Regions from separate parts of the Mus musculus genome. Here region 1 is linked to region 2. Evidence: chromatin contacts called from ENCODE Hi-C data. All regions are on one chromosome and are shown on one strand. Each heading gives the region's core, a stretch centred on a gene start or an enhancer-like site at or near the end of the contact. The rest is flanking DNA. Distances are from core to core; before and after follow the strand shown. Region 1 overlaps Ebf2 (early B cell factor 2). Region 2 holds the start of Ebf2 (early B cell factor 2).

Evidence for each region. Hi-C counts contacts between places; a loop is a spot of excess contacts on that map.
Region 1: a loop to region 2 is called in a map of heart, with 2.1 times the contacts of the local background. The contact joins the enhancer-like site here to the promoter of Ebf2 in region 2. A Hi-C loop is called at or near these places in 1 of 37 maps with a recorded cell type or tissue (heart).

Annotation. Positions count from the first base shown.
Region 1 is chr14:67,269,798-67,276,089 of GRCm38, forward strand. All of the region lies in intron 6 of Ebf2 (early B cell factor 2), which reads left to right. Among named protein-coding and RNA genes, the nearest start is that of Gm52149, 8.1 kb to the left of the region's middle. Within about 2 kb of position 2,578, at least 2 of the 3 ENCODE cell types and tissues checked have a DNase peak (open chromatin) inside an H3K27ac peak, as active enhancers do; they include heart, where a contact is called at or near this core.
Region 2 is chr14:67,230,436-67,236,394 of GRCm38, forward strand. Ebf2 (early B cell factor 2) reads left to right here and starts at 4,209. Exons shown (of 16, transcript NM_001360202.1): 1 at 4,209-4,830. The coding sequence starts at 4,700. Gm20675 (a long non-coding RNA gene) reads right to left here and starts at 2,760. Exons shown (of 2, transcript XR_874748.1): 1 at 2,668-2,760; 2 at 1,981-2,312.

The sequences.
Region 1 (6,292 bases), core at 1,328-3,827, 38 kb after region 2:
CACACACACACACACACACAGAGCCTACTGTAGTGAGGAGGCAAGGGTGTCTCCTCTCATCTGTCGCGTCAGCAGCAGCAGCACTTGCCAGGAATCTGGAAAGCACCCCAAATGTGGAAAATATCCCAAAGGCATAGTGCACACAGGGACATAGGTCAGGAAGAGGGAGGGTAGCTATGTCCATTGGTAGAAATGTCACAGCCTTGTCTTCTGACTTTTGGAGCATGCTTCATCTTCATCTTGGTAGAGTTCAACTGGGAATGGAAACATAGTAGGAAAAGGGGGCTTGTGTCATATGAGATGCCCAGAGAGAATGTGTGGTGAGGAGAGGAGAGGGGGAGGGGGAGGGGGAAGGGAGAAGGGGGAGGGGGAGAGGGAGGAGGGGGAGGAGAGGGAGAGGGAGGAGGAGGAGGAGGGAAGGGGAGAGAGGGAGAGAGAGAAAGAGGAAGAGGGAGAGGAAGAAGAGATGGAGAGAATGGGGAGAGGGAGGAGGAGAGGGAGAGAGGGAGACAGACAGACAGACAGACAGACAGACAGACAGACAGACAGAATAAGCAGAATAAGTACCAAACATCTTGCTGTTTTGGGAACAGTTTTATGTAGCTCAGGCTAGCCTCAGTACTCACTATGTAGCCAAGGATGACCTTGAACTTTTCTAATTCTCCTGTCTCTACTTCTTGAGTATTGACATTGCCAGCAAACCCCAGCATACCTGGTTTATGCGCTGTTGGGGACAGAGGGACAGAGGGCTCCATACAAACTAAGCTAGCACTCTGCCAGCTGGGCCACATCCCCAGCCTCCAGACTTTCAATTTAAGGTTAGGGAAAGTTCCTTAGCTGATTTTCAGTTGGTTACCTTTGGCTACATTTTTCTTTGTATTGCTTTAAATCTCATTTTATTTTACATTAAAATATACTTACTGTAATATTCCTAGTAAAATCGATGTCAACATTAGCACTCATATTTATGTCTGTCGAAAATGGGGCAGCCTTCCTTGGAAAGGAAGTTTGGGGAGTCTACCTATGGCTTCTCTTCCTTCCACACCAACCCCTGCCCCACATTTAATTTCAAGTACAAAATTAAAGCTCCAATCCTTTAACTAGTATCAGTGACCCAGGACCTCTCACATGTTTGCAAAGATGTGGACGAAGTAGAAAAATAAACAGGAACGAGTTCCCTGCTCAGCCCTGGAGTCTGGCTTGCTAAGGTGAGGAAGTTGCTATCCTTGCTTGCCCTGTTCCTGAGGTTGTAGCTCCCTGGGGTTCGGTTCCCTTTGCATAGTTCCCACAGTAAGGTGAGAGAGAGTAGCCCCCGAGGACCGGGCTTTGAGATGACCCTTGTCCAGCCATGTGTTTATCATTGTTGTAAAAAAAAAAAAAAACCAAAACCAAAACTAAAAAACAAACAAATTTTGGGCTACCTACATGTCCCAGATAGAGGATAACATAGAACTTCAAGAAAGAAAGGAAAAAAAAGGCAAAACCAAATATCCAAACTCTAAACAAGTGTTCTTCCTTCTTGAAAGTTGCTACCTTGCTGAGAGGAGCCTACTATGGCAGGACACAAACTGAGCTTGGTTCTGCCAGGAGTCCTTTGAGCCAATGGTAGCTGTTCCATGAGTTCTCATGTTTCCGTTCCTTAAAGACTTGCTGGGAGGCTGAGCCTTGTGTTAGTGGCCATCTCTGCCTTAGGCATTGCTGCATGTGACATCAATCAAAGGAGTATCAGATCATTTGTTTATTTACTACCTATTTATTCGCTTTCACCAGTGTTTACTTATTAATAGTTATTATTGCCAATGTTCAAGAATTCAAATGGTGAGAAGTGATCTGAAGAGATTATTTATGAAAAATGTTAGTATAGATAAGGGCAGCATTTAAAGTCTGTCTATATTTCCTTCCTTCCTTCCTTCCTTCCTTCCTTCCTTCCTTCCTTCCTTCCTTCCTTCCTTCCTTCCTTCCTTCCTTCCGTGTGAACTCACATGAATGAGCTCACATGAATACATATACAAGACACACAGAAAACAAGGCTGACAGACAATTGTATGCACGAACTGGTAGGCATGGGGAAGTTTCTTGAATAGACAGGTAAAGAGCTGCTCACTGATGCCTACTTGAGCCCACAACTGGATGTTTCTGAAATCTCCGCCGGCATCAGAGAACAGTGCTGTGCCCTCGGATCCAGAGAAGGCATTCCAAGATGTCATAAATAAATAAATAGCATTTGCCGTTGTTTATAAATCAATTAATTTGTAAGTTGAAAGGTCATGCAAAATATTTAGAGCTCTCAGAGGCAGCTCTCACACTCCACCTCCTCGGCCCCCAGCAGCAGCTGTCAGAATCCTGTACCCCTCTCCTGCACTCAGTCCCACATCGCTGGGTATTTTCTGCTGGGAACGGGTGACCGCTTGATTAGTCGCTACTGGGTTTTGTTCAAGGGAGGGCTCTGCATGGTTGCTTTTTAACACCTTCTCCTCTAAGCAGGAGGCCAGCACAGGGTGCTAAATTCCTGTCTGTGGCTGTCTGCGAAATAAATCTGTGTTGTGCCGTTCCAAGCTGTCAGCAGTGGTTCGCCCTGATGGGCCCCTGAAAGAAGTTTCCTTTTGGTCTGTGAAACAGTGAGCAGCCACTAGGGAGCTGTCTTTAGCTCAGATTTCAGAGTTAGCTCATTAGACCAATAACAGTGGGCAACTCTCTTAAACACAGTCACAAAGTTATATTTGAAGAAGTGGGAAACTCACCGCAGCCATACAGTGCCAATATTTGCTTTCTCTTCCCCAACAGCCTCCATTGGCGACAGGAGGGCCTCATGACCTCAGGCTCCTTTTTCTTCTGGGTTTCCCCACTTTTTTTTCCTCCCTGATGTCCAGCCTATCTCTTAGACACGTTTATTTGTAAAAATAAAGTCTCTTCCCATCCTGGCTGGGCAGTATCTCTGATCCATTTTCTCCATTTCTCCTTAATGGGAGTCTCAGCCAACAGTCTCTGTAGCCGAGGGCGTCCAGTGAGACAATTATTCCATGTTCTGGCTTCTCTCCTTGTTCTTCAAACACATGTTTTCCCCCTTGGCTTAGGAAGTCAGCAGCGTCTACAGCTATTTATGTGAGATTCATGAACTCAGTAACTACATTTCTGAGCGAGGTGTTTCCCTGTAAACTAGTTTGGTTTTCTCCTCCGTACTTAACTTGTTTAGCCCATGGACTTTCAAACGTTTTGGACTGTCTACTCCCTTCTACCCTAGCTGTTCATTATTGGCATCATCACTAGATTGTACATGATACCCCATGGATATTATGTTTGTGAAGAATCTCGGAAACTTTCATTTAGGGGGCAGTGAGCCTCTTACAGATTACCAGAGTTGGCAGAGACAGCACCTAGGAGTATCTATATCCAGGAAGCCAGTGTTTTGCACTGCTTGCTCCTGTTCCAGTGATACCCCTCATTGACAAAATTATTTCTGTGTTTAATGCTTCAAAATAAAAAAATTTAAACTCACACACACACACACACGTTTCTGGCTGATGGATACTAAGTACGTGTTTGCTTTATGACTTGGGCGGTTATCTATCACTGTGACATGTGATCTGATTTGCGTCTGGTAATGCTAGTTTTATGGTTCCGAATAGACGTGCCTGAAGAACTCCCTGGTGCTCTCTCTTACGGCACACTGAATCCGTTCATACTTGGCTTCGGCTGGAAGGTGATTCTGTGCTTTGTGGAAAAGCAGCAACAACCACCGCAACAAAACCCCACAAATCGGGGAAATCATGCTGAGCCGCTGTGAAGAGCTCAAGGATCAGAAGAGAAAGAGCAAAATGCCTTTTCCTTCTTTCATGACAAATTCCAACTCCCACTTCATGCGCCCCCCCCACCCCCCCTTTGCTTTCACTCATGGATAACTTAAAAATGGCTCAACTTGAAATTTTCCATGTGTCCAGGCAAAGCCCTGGGGAGTTCTGAGGATATGTAGGCAGGAAGCACTTCAGAGTATGTAAGCAATCCAAAAAACGTTTTCAGTTTTTAAGCATGTTATATTAAAAACAAAACAAAACAAAGCAAAACAAAAACGCACAAGCATTTTGGCGTAAAAGCTTTGGATCTACAACTTCATCTATACTCTGTTATTGTTTTTTATTTTATTTTTTTCACTTTTAATTGATTTTGGGAAGTTGAGAAACTGGACCAAAGCTAGCTAGATTATACTAGAGGTGGTCAATAAACTCTGCATTTCCACACAGAGTAGCTCCCGCCCTCGTTCCGTTTTAGTTTCTGGGAAAACAAATGTCCCAGGATAAGACGAACACAGATGATAAAATGCTGATTTAATATTGATGTTAACATTTCCAATACTTAGGGAAAAATAGCAAGTCTCAAGTTATCTCCAGATTATGCTTTCTTGATTTTTATATAAAATGCTTGTTTATGAATTCATTTATTTGACTGTGTTGCTGGATGGCATGTCGGATGCTGGGCTGTACGCCTCCTGAGGTCTTCGGTGACCTCTGTTCTATCTGACAGTGGCTCCAGCAGACTGGCTTGTTGCTCTCGATCAGCCGTGGGACATACATTTAATGGCTATGGAACTCAACCTTTCCAGATCCTTCTCAGGTGACACATTCACTGTGGTAAAGGTAGAGTTGGCTTTGCAGTATTGCCTGCCGCTCAGATACAGAAAGGGAAGAGGGTAGACGTGGAATCTAGCAACCAGAGGGAGAAAGCCCACGCATGGCCACGCTAGGGCCCTCGTGATTTTCCACAAAGTTCTTGAGCTTATAAACTAGGAGAGGAGAGTGTGTTGTAAATACTACTTGGTAAAAATAGACTCACCCCCGGGTGTCACTTCAGTCCATCTTGTATGCTATTGGTGAAAGCTAATATTGACCTCAAAGATCTCCCAGGCCCTGCTGGTCATGATGATTACATTGGAATTGGGGACAGAGTGTCCCAAGTGCATTCAAATATTAGCCTCTGTGAACAGCCCAAATGTAGGACGTTTGAAACTGTTTCACGTGGAAACTATGCGGCCATATCTTTCTTTGCAGAGAGAACTGCTGAGATATCTGGTAAGACTATATGTGGTTGTGTGGTTGTGTGTGTATGTGTGTGTGTGTGTGTACACACACACACACACACACACACACATACACACACACATATACAGACCTGAGATGTCTATTTTTCATGTTATACAAGGCTGGGCTTGAGTGTTGTCAGAACCTTCTTTCTCCACGGTATGTGTGTGTGCGTATGTACTTGCAAAGCTACAAGAATATGGGAAAGTGATTTTTTTTTTTTTTTTTAGGGATCTGAGATGTGAATGAGATCCAGGGTCTCAGTGCAGTCCTAGTATCCAGCCCAGCTCCCACTCAGTGGCTTCATAGTGTGTTGTCCTGCTGTGTCTTAGGCTTTTCTGGAGTCCCAGGCTCATTTCCTTCTGAATTTGTACTTCTGTTTTGCTTGATTCAGTTGTCGTCCATCTCTTGACACACCTGCTTTGAGTTTATAAACATTTAAAACTTTCTATACGTGAGCTCTGGATCAGAGAGTTTGCAACAGACAGCTCCAAGGAAGTGGAGAGCAAACCATATCCAATGGGATAGGGCCACTGAGGGAAGCAAATGATATCTCTGGTTTCCCATAGGAGCTGATAGGGAAGTGAGTCACATAGGAATGGATAGGGAAGTGAGTCCTTTTTCTGAGCGGAGTCTATAAGAGGCCACAAGGCCCTGGACTTCCTTCAAGGTCACGTGGTGAGTCAAAGCAGAAGACTAGAAACAGCCTGGTGACTTCTCTACTCGTCCTGCCCTGCTCCGTTTGCTCCAATAACACATCAGGACCGAGGCACTGGAGGTGTGGCTCAGCTGAGAGGATACTTACCCAGCATGTGCAGAGCCTTGGCTTCCATCCCCAACAGCAAATAAAACCGAGTGCTAGTGCACACCTGGAAGTTCAAGGTTACTCTACATAGTGAGATCAAGGTCAGCTTGGGCTATGTGAGACTCTATTTCAAAACTAAAACAAACAATAAAATGGAATATTAAGACTTGCGGGAGAAGTGTCTAGATCATAGGCAGGAAAAGGCCACAGATCTCTCTGCTATTGCATACCTGGTGGGGATTATTTTTTTAAGGCAGTTGGTGCCTTTGTGGTATGGTACGTTCTGGAACCTGCTTTTCCATCCCGTCTCAGGAGGGAACAAGTACCTCCTTTAGGATCTCCTTTCATGTTCAGGTGGAGGGACAAGAACATTCTGATGGTAGCAACATCAGATTGGACAGAGAGAAATGCACAG
Region 2 (5,959 bases), core at 2,959-5,458:
CAGTGTTAAGAGTAGAAGCTGCCAGTCACCTGTGTCCTGTCGCATACCCTAGCCATTCCTGCGCTGCCAGCGGGCCCAGTGCAGATGACACCAGGGCTCCGAAGGCCACTGTTACAGCTGTTGCCACCGCTGGCATTGTTGCTCCTCCTTACCTTACTCCTTACTGTCGTAAGGTAAGGACTTTTTGCGATCGATCGCTCGGAATGAGCGAGTGGGAAAAAAAATAAAGCGTATTTCTTTGCGCTTGCTACCAAGGAGGTATGAGAGAAGCCGAGGATGGGTGAGGAAGGAGGAGTTGAGGAAGACTTTTCTGGAGCAAGTGTTAGGTTCCTTCGGTTCATTTTTAGTAAACACTTCCCAGTTGACTTGGGCACCATACCGGCGAGCCTCTAAAACTTTCTATCCTGTAATTTTAGTGTTTCTCTAGGTGGTCCCGCTTGACCCTGTTTCATCGTGTTAAAAACAAATCAAAATCGTACCCAAGTCTAATCGAACTGTCCTTGAAGGAAATTTCTTGGTGTGGACATGTGAGATATTTATCATGAAACCATAAATGAAGTAATTTCTTTGCTCTCCCCTCTCTGGGGAATTCACACTTATGTACTATACAAATCTAGTTTCTGGAAGGAGAAAAAAAATGCCCAGCTTGGAATTTGGTGTGGGAATCAGTGAAATCAGAGTTTTTATATAAAAATCATTTACAAATTGTGGATTAAATACCCAGTAGGTCTCTGAGATAGAGCAAAGCCATTTGTTACTAGTTGGGCAAATAAAAGCCCGGTTTAAATAAAAACAAAAACTGGTAAATGAAAAATGCTTGTCCAAAGATAGCTTATGGAGACCAAACCTTTTAAATTTACAGGGCTCATACTAGCTGTCCCGGTATTCAGGAAGGGTCCAGGTCTGTGCTTTGGGATGCATAGAGGCAGACACACGAGAGAGAGAGAGAGAGAGAGAGAGAGAGAGAGAGAGAGAGAGAGAGTTAGTTGTGGGGTGAGGGATGTGTTATGACGCCTGGAGGGCATACCTCAAACCTCCGACTTTGAGAAGGGCCCCAGCGCACAGGATGTCAGGGCTGGTAAATTCTGGGCCAACCGGGCCTTAAAACCAATTTCGGCCTGAACATATTGTCTTAAGCTGCAGTACAACACGAACAAGGGGGAGGGGGAATTCAAACCTGGACTCTGGTATTTTAGAAGGGTGAACAAAAGCGGTGACAACGTATAAAATGAGATCCCAAACCACTTCCCCAGTTTGTGTAACTAGATGGTCGTGAAAAATAGTAATACTGTGAGTTCTGATTTTTTCTCGAGGATGGAACGCGAGACTCCCCAGTCCTTGGTGGAGGAAGCTTGAGGCTGCGAGTGGGGTTGGGTATGGGGGGGAGGGGGCGGACACCCAGCCGGGTCCCGGTCCTGGTCCCGGACCCGGCGGCATTTGTGTTTCAGGTTCCTAATGGAGGGTTATTCTCACGTAGCTGGAGGCGAAGGAGATGGAAGCAACCCTCTGGGCGCCACGATTGCGCGCCGCAGCCACCAGCACCGCTTCTTTAGCACGGGTGGTCAATTCTTCCGCCACCCCTCCCTAAGACCTTGACAAACATAATCAAAGCCAAGGCGGTTGGCAGAACCGCTCTCGGCGCGCACAAGCGTTACAGCTTAGGGCACAAGGCCGACTGCTCCTCTATACTCGGTCTGGAACTTCATTTATGCGTAAAAGGGACTTCTGGACTTTGGGCTCACCACCCTAGGAACCCCAAGTGGTCGGTCCGCAGTCTGTCCCCAGTGTTCAGAGGAGCCGCAGGGGAGGTGGGGTGGTTCCTCAGTGCAGACCACTAAGAGCCAAGCGTCCCACTGAGTTCTAGAGGTAAGGCACCCACACACTATCTTCCAGCAGGGCACCGCCACCCCTGAACTTGTCACTGGGAAGGAGGGAGGTGAGACGCCACTGACAGTATGCTTTGGAGAAGGCAGCAGGGAGCAAGGAGAAAGGAACAATTCATTCGCTTCCTGAGGGGTATAATTTGGGCGGCAGCTGTTACTGGTGAGAAAAGAGGCGTCAGCGACCTTGGCTCTGCCCTTTAACCTGGAGCCTCTGGGGGCCGGCGGGCCGGGCTAGGCCGGAGCCCGTTGCTGCCCCGCAGTCCCTCAGGCTCTCCGCATCTTTCGCGAACATTTTCGAGGTGGAGCTGATCAAAGTCTCCTTGGGGAGGTTAAAACAAAACTAAACAAAAGCCAGCCGTTTCATCCACACGTCGGAGGGCTCATTGGCTGGTCCACACTCTTCACCGAGGAACCTGAGGCCTTGCCCAGCTGGGAACATGGCCGGGACAAGAAAGAAGGACAAGAGATTAGTTAAATTCAGCAGACTTAAAAAAAACAAAAACAAAACAAAACTAAAACTAAAACCAAACCAAAACAAAAACGAGCAGGCCCAGCTCGAAGACTCTGGGTGGTTAGTTTTTCCTGGGGTCGCAATTATCCGTAAAGTCTTGTGTAACTGAACTGCGCAGCTGAAAGAGCAGAGGTGGATCTTATCTCGACCATTTTCTCCCCCACCCTCCCTCTTTTGTTGGATAACTGCCGAATGCAACTAGGCCTCTTATTTTCTTACACTCAACTGTACCTCAAGCCACCCTGCCTCCCCTTTAAGCCTGAAATTAAAGACCTGGAGTTAGGGTACACCATCAACGCGACTCCAGCCCCCCTCCCCAGTCTGTGCAAAGAGAGCCCCAGCCAGCTTTCAAGTCAGTCACTGCTGTAGAGAGAGACCAAGTCTTCCGGAGCACCATCCCGCCTGCGCAGTCTGTAGTCACAGTTTGCCCCTGAGGTGAAGTGACGTGCTCAGGTCCCCTTCAATGGAGACTCAAGCAGTCTCTGAAAGCGCAAGCTTCCTTTTCGCTCGCCGGGCAAACGTGCACCCCAGGCGCTGTGTCCTCTAGCGGCGAACTCTCGCAGCTCGTCTGTGAGCGCTCACCTACAGCTAGGGGGTCCGGTCAGGAGTCAATTGACACTCAAACCTGAGCCCTGAGCCGGGAGGAAAGACTCCCGACTGTAATGATGCTGAGAGGCTCGGGTGCAGTCGCTCGAACCGCGGCGCAGCTGATTGTCTGCTCCACGGCAGATGGTCTTTGAGCACAGATTTGCATTCATTGTCTTCAAATCTGTTTTCGCGCTGGCGTTCTAGATTTCAACAGCAGATCTACGCGCAGATCAGAATACAAAAAGAGAAGCAAGAAAATAACACCCAGCCAGGAGGATTTTTTTTTAATAGGCACCTCCAGCCGTCTAGGGTTTCAGCTATTTTGTGGAGCCTCGGCTTCCCGACCACCAACCTTCGCGACCACAGCGCTCGGCGGACAAAGTTTCCAGGACTTCTTCACAGACGCCTCGTGTCTCTAACGCAGGGTTCCCCGGCCTTCAGGGATTGGGGAGGGAGATTTTAAAAGGGGGGAGGATTCGAAACTTCATCCCGCAGTTCTCAGCCAGCCAAGCTGTCAGCAACCTCTCCTATCTGCAAAGGTGCGTACTCCCGCCCTCCCGGGGCTGTTTTCCTTAACTCCTTCACCATTTCCCTTCACAGTATATTTATTTAAACTGCACTTGAGCCTCATTCGTCCACACTCCGCTCTCTCCTTCCTTCATCTCGCCTCTCCTTCTAACACTTGTGGCCTTCGCACGAAATGATTGCTTCCCTGGAACTCTCTGAGACTTGGTAGACCGGTTCAGAAAGACGGATGCCCTGAGGGTAGTGTTTGCGAAAAGCATAAATACAGGTGGTCACAGGTCCAAACCCCGGGAATGAATCTGTAGGGTCTCCCGCAGGCGACAAAAAACCTGCATCTAGAGGCAAATCCGCGCTGGCTTCCTGCTCCCGCGATCGGAAAGAACCATCATGATCCTAACTCTCAGAGTCCTGCTACTCTGTTTTGGTGCAGGATTTGGGGACCCCCTTTCCCACTCAGGCCAAACACTCGGGACTCTGGTCGGGACTCGGTGCTTGTGGCTTGCTGTAGCCTTTCACCTCCCGGACTTCGGGCAAAGCAAAGCTTGGCTAACGCCGCGGGAGGACGTCCGCCCAGCTTGCCCAGAGCCGGCCAATCCCGGGCGTCCATGCAAATGAGGCTCCTTATCGGGCCTCGGCTCCGCCTCCCGCGGCCTGGGTTGTAGTAACCATTCATGGGGCCCGCGCGCTGCAGCAGCCCGGCTCTGCGGCGCTCTCAGCCACCGCCTCCTCCCCGCTCCGGGTCTTCCCCTTCCTCTTACAACTGATCCTGTTGGGGATTTTTTTTTTTTTTCCTATATCGGAACGGTGGGGAGGAGCAGGGAGGGGGGAACAAGGAGGAAGGGGAGAGATCAGGCAGCTATCTATCTCCTCCTGTTTTTCCCAGAACAGGTGATGCTTCCAAATTGTGGCCACTTTCTGGAGAACGTTCTGCAGCTGGAAGGATGCGGGCGACCTAGAGTGGAAGCCCCGAGGCGGCAGATCTGAAGCCACCGAGGATAAAAAACGCAAACTTTGCATTGTGCGTGGAGGAACGGGCTGGCTATTTCTTTCCAAGAGGGCCCCCAAACTTCGGCCCTTGCCGCCTTTCTCGGATTGCTTTTGGAGAACACCATTTGCTGGCAGCATTGGAGAGTGAGGACGGTGTTGTTGTAAAGTCACTTTTAAGGCGACAGTAGAGGACCAGACTTTTTAAATGTTTGGGATTCAAGATACGCTAGGAAGAGGACCAGCTCTGAAAGACAAGTCGCTGGGTGCCGAGATGGATTCGGTCAGGTCCTGGGTCCGGAATGTCGGCGTGGTGGACGCCAATGTCGCGGCTCAGAGGTAATGAGACTGGAGCCGTTGTGCTCTGAAAGTCTCTGGTTGTGTCTGTCTCCCCGAATATCTCTTCCCTTTGCTCCCTCTCTTTCTCTCTGTCCTTGTCTCTCCTCCCTGGCTGTGCGCACTGGGGCTCTCCCTGGGCGGGCAGGTCGCTGCGACTAGGGGAACCCTTTTCCCGCAGTCGACACTGTAGTTTCTGAACTACCGAGGTCACGGGTGTTTCTCCCCACAGTCCGTTCTTTGAGGACAAAAAAAATTTATTAAAAGTAGCGTTCAAGCTCACATCGTGGCGTTTACTCTTGGACTCTAGCGGAGTGGCGCGTGAAGATCCGAGCTGGCAGCCGGCGCAGCGGCAGAGCCGGCTTTCCGGTCACTCCTAGGTTCCCCCACGCTTCCTGCGAGCGCCTCTCCTCCAGCATCATTCAGGATGGCTTGGAGACTCGGGGAGCCCAGCGGCCAGATGGTGGCGGCGGCGAGAGGATCCGGAGAGGCCTGAGGGGCTGCAAGGAAAGCAAGGCGGCCGGGAGCTCTAGGAAAGGGGACATGCAAGCGAGTCCTGGGTGAGGGAGAGTGGGACAGACAAACCGAAGAGGCCGAGGATGGACCGAAGCACAGGAGTAGTCGGGGAAGAGGAGAAAATGGAGCCGCAGAGAAGAGCACCCTCCAGTTTTGCGGGTTCCTCAAGTTGATTTTGTTTCCAAATCTTCGCGTTTACGGATGGTTAAAATTTGTCTAGGGTTCCATCCCACGAAGACATTCCAGTCCCGCTTCTCACTGTCGCTACTGAACTGAGATTCATGGCCCTCGTGTCCAGACTACAAGAGCCAGCTCCTTTACCCTCTCCAGACACCCACAAATTTCTTCCAGGACTCTCGACTCTTCCTCTGCGCTCTGCGTTCTGCGCCAACCTCCTTAAATCTCCGGACTTCACGTTGAGAAATGACCCCTTTTGCAGATAGGCCACATCTCCAGGTGTCCCGGGTAGAGCGAACTGGCTGCCACCCTTCAAGGAGTGGCAGCAAAGGCCGCAAGCCGGATGCCTGAAGTGGCAGCTGCGGTACCCGATTGCCACTCCTCCGAAGCCGAATGCTCAGTTGTCCCCGAAGCAGATGGTACTTCGCAGAGGCCTTGG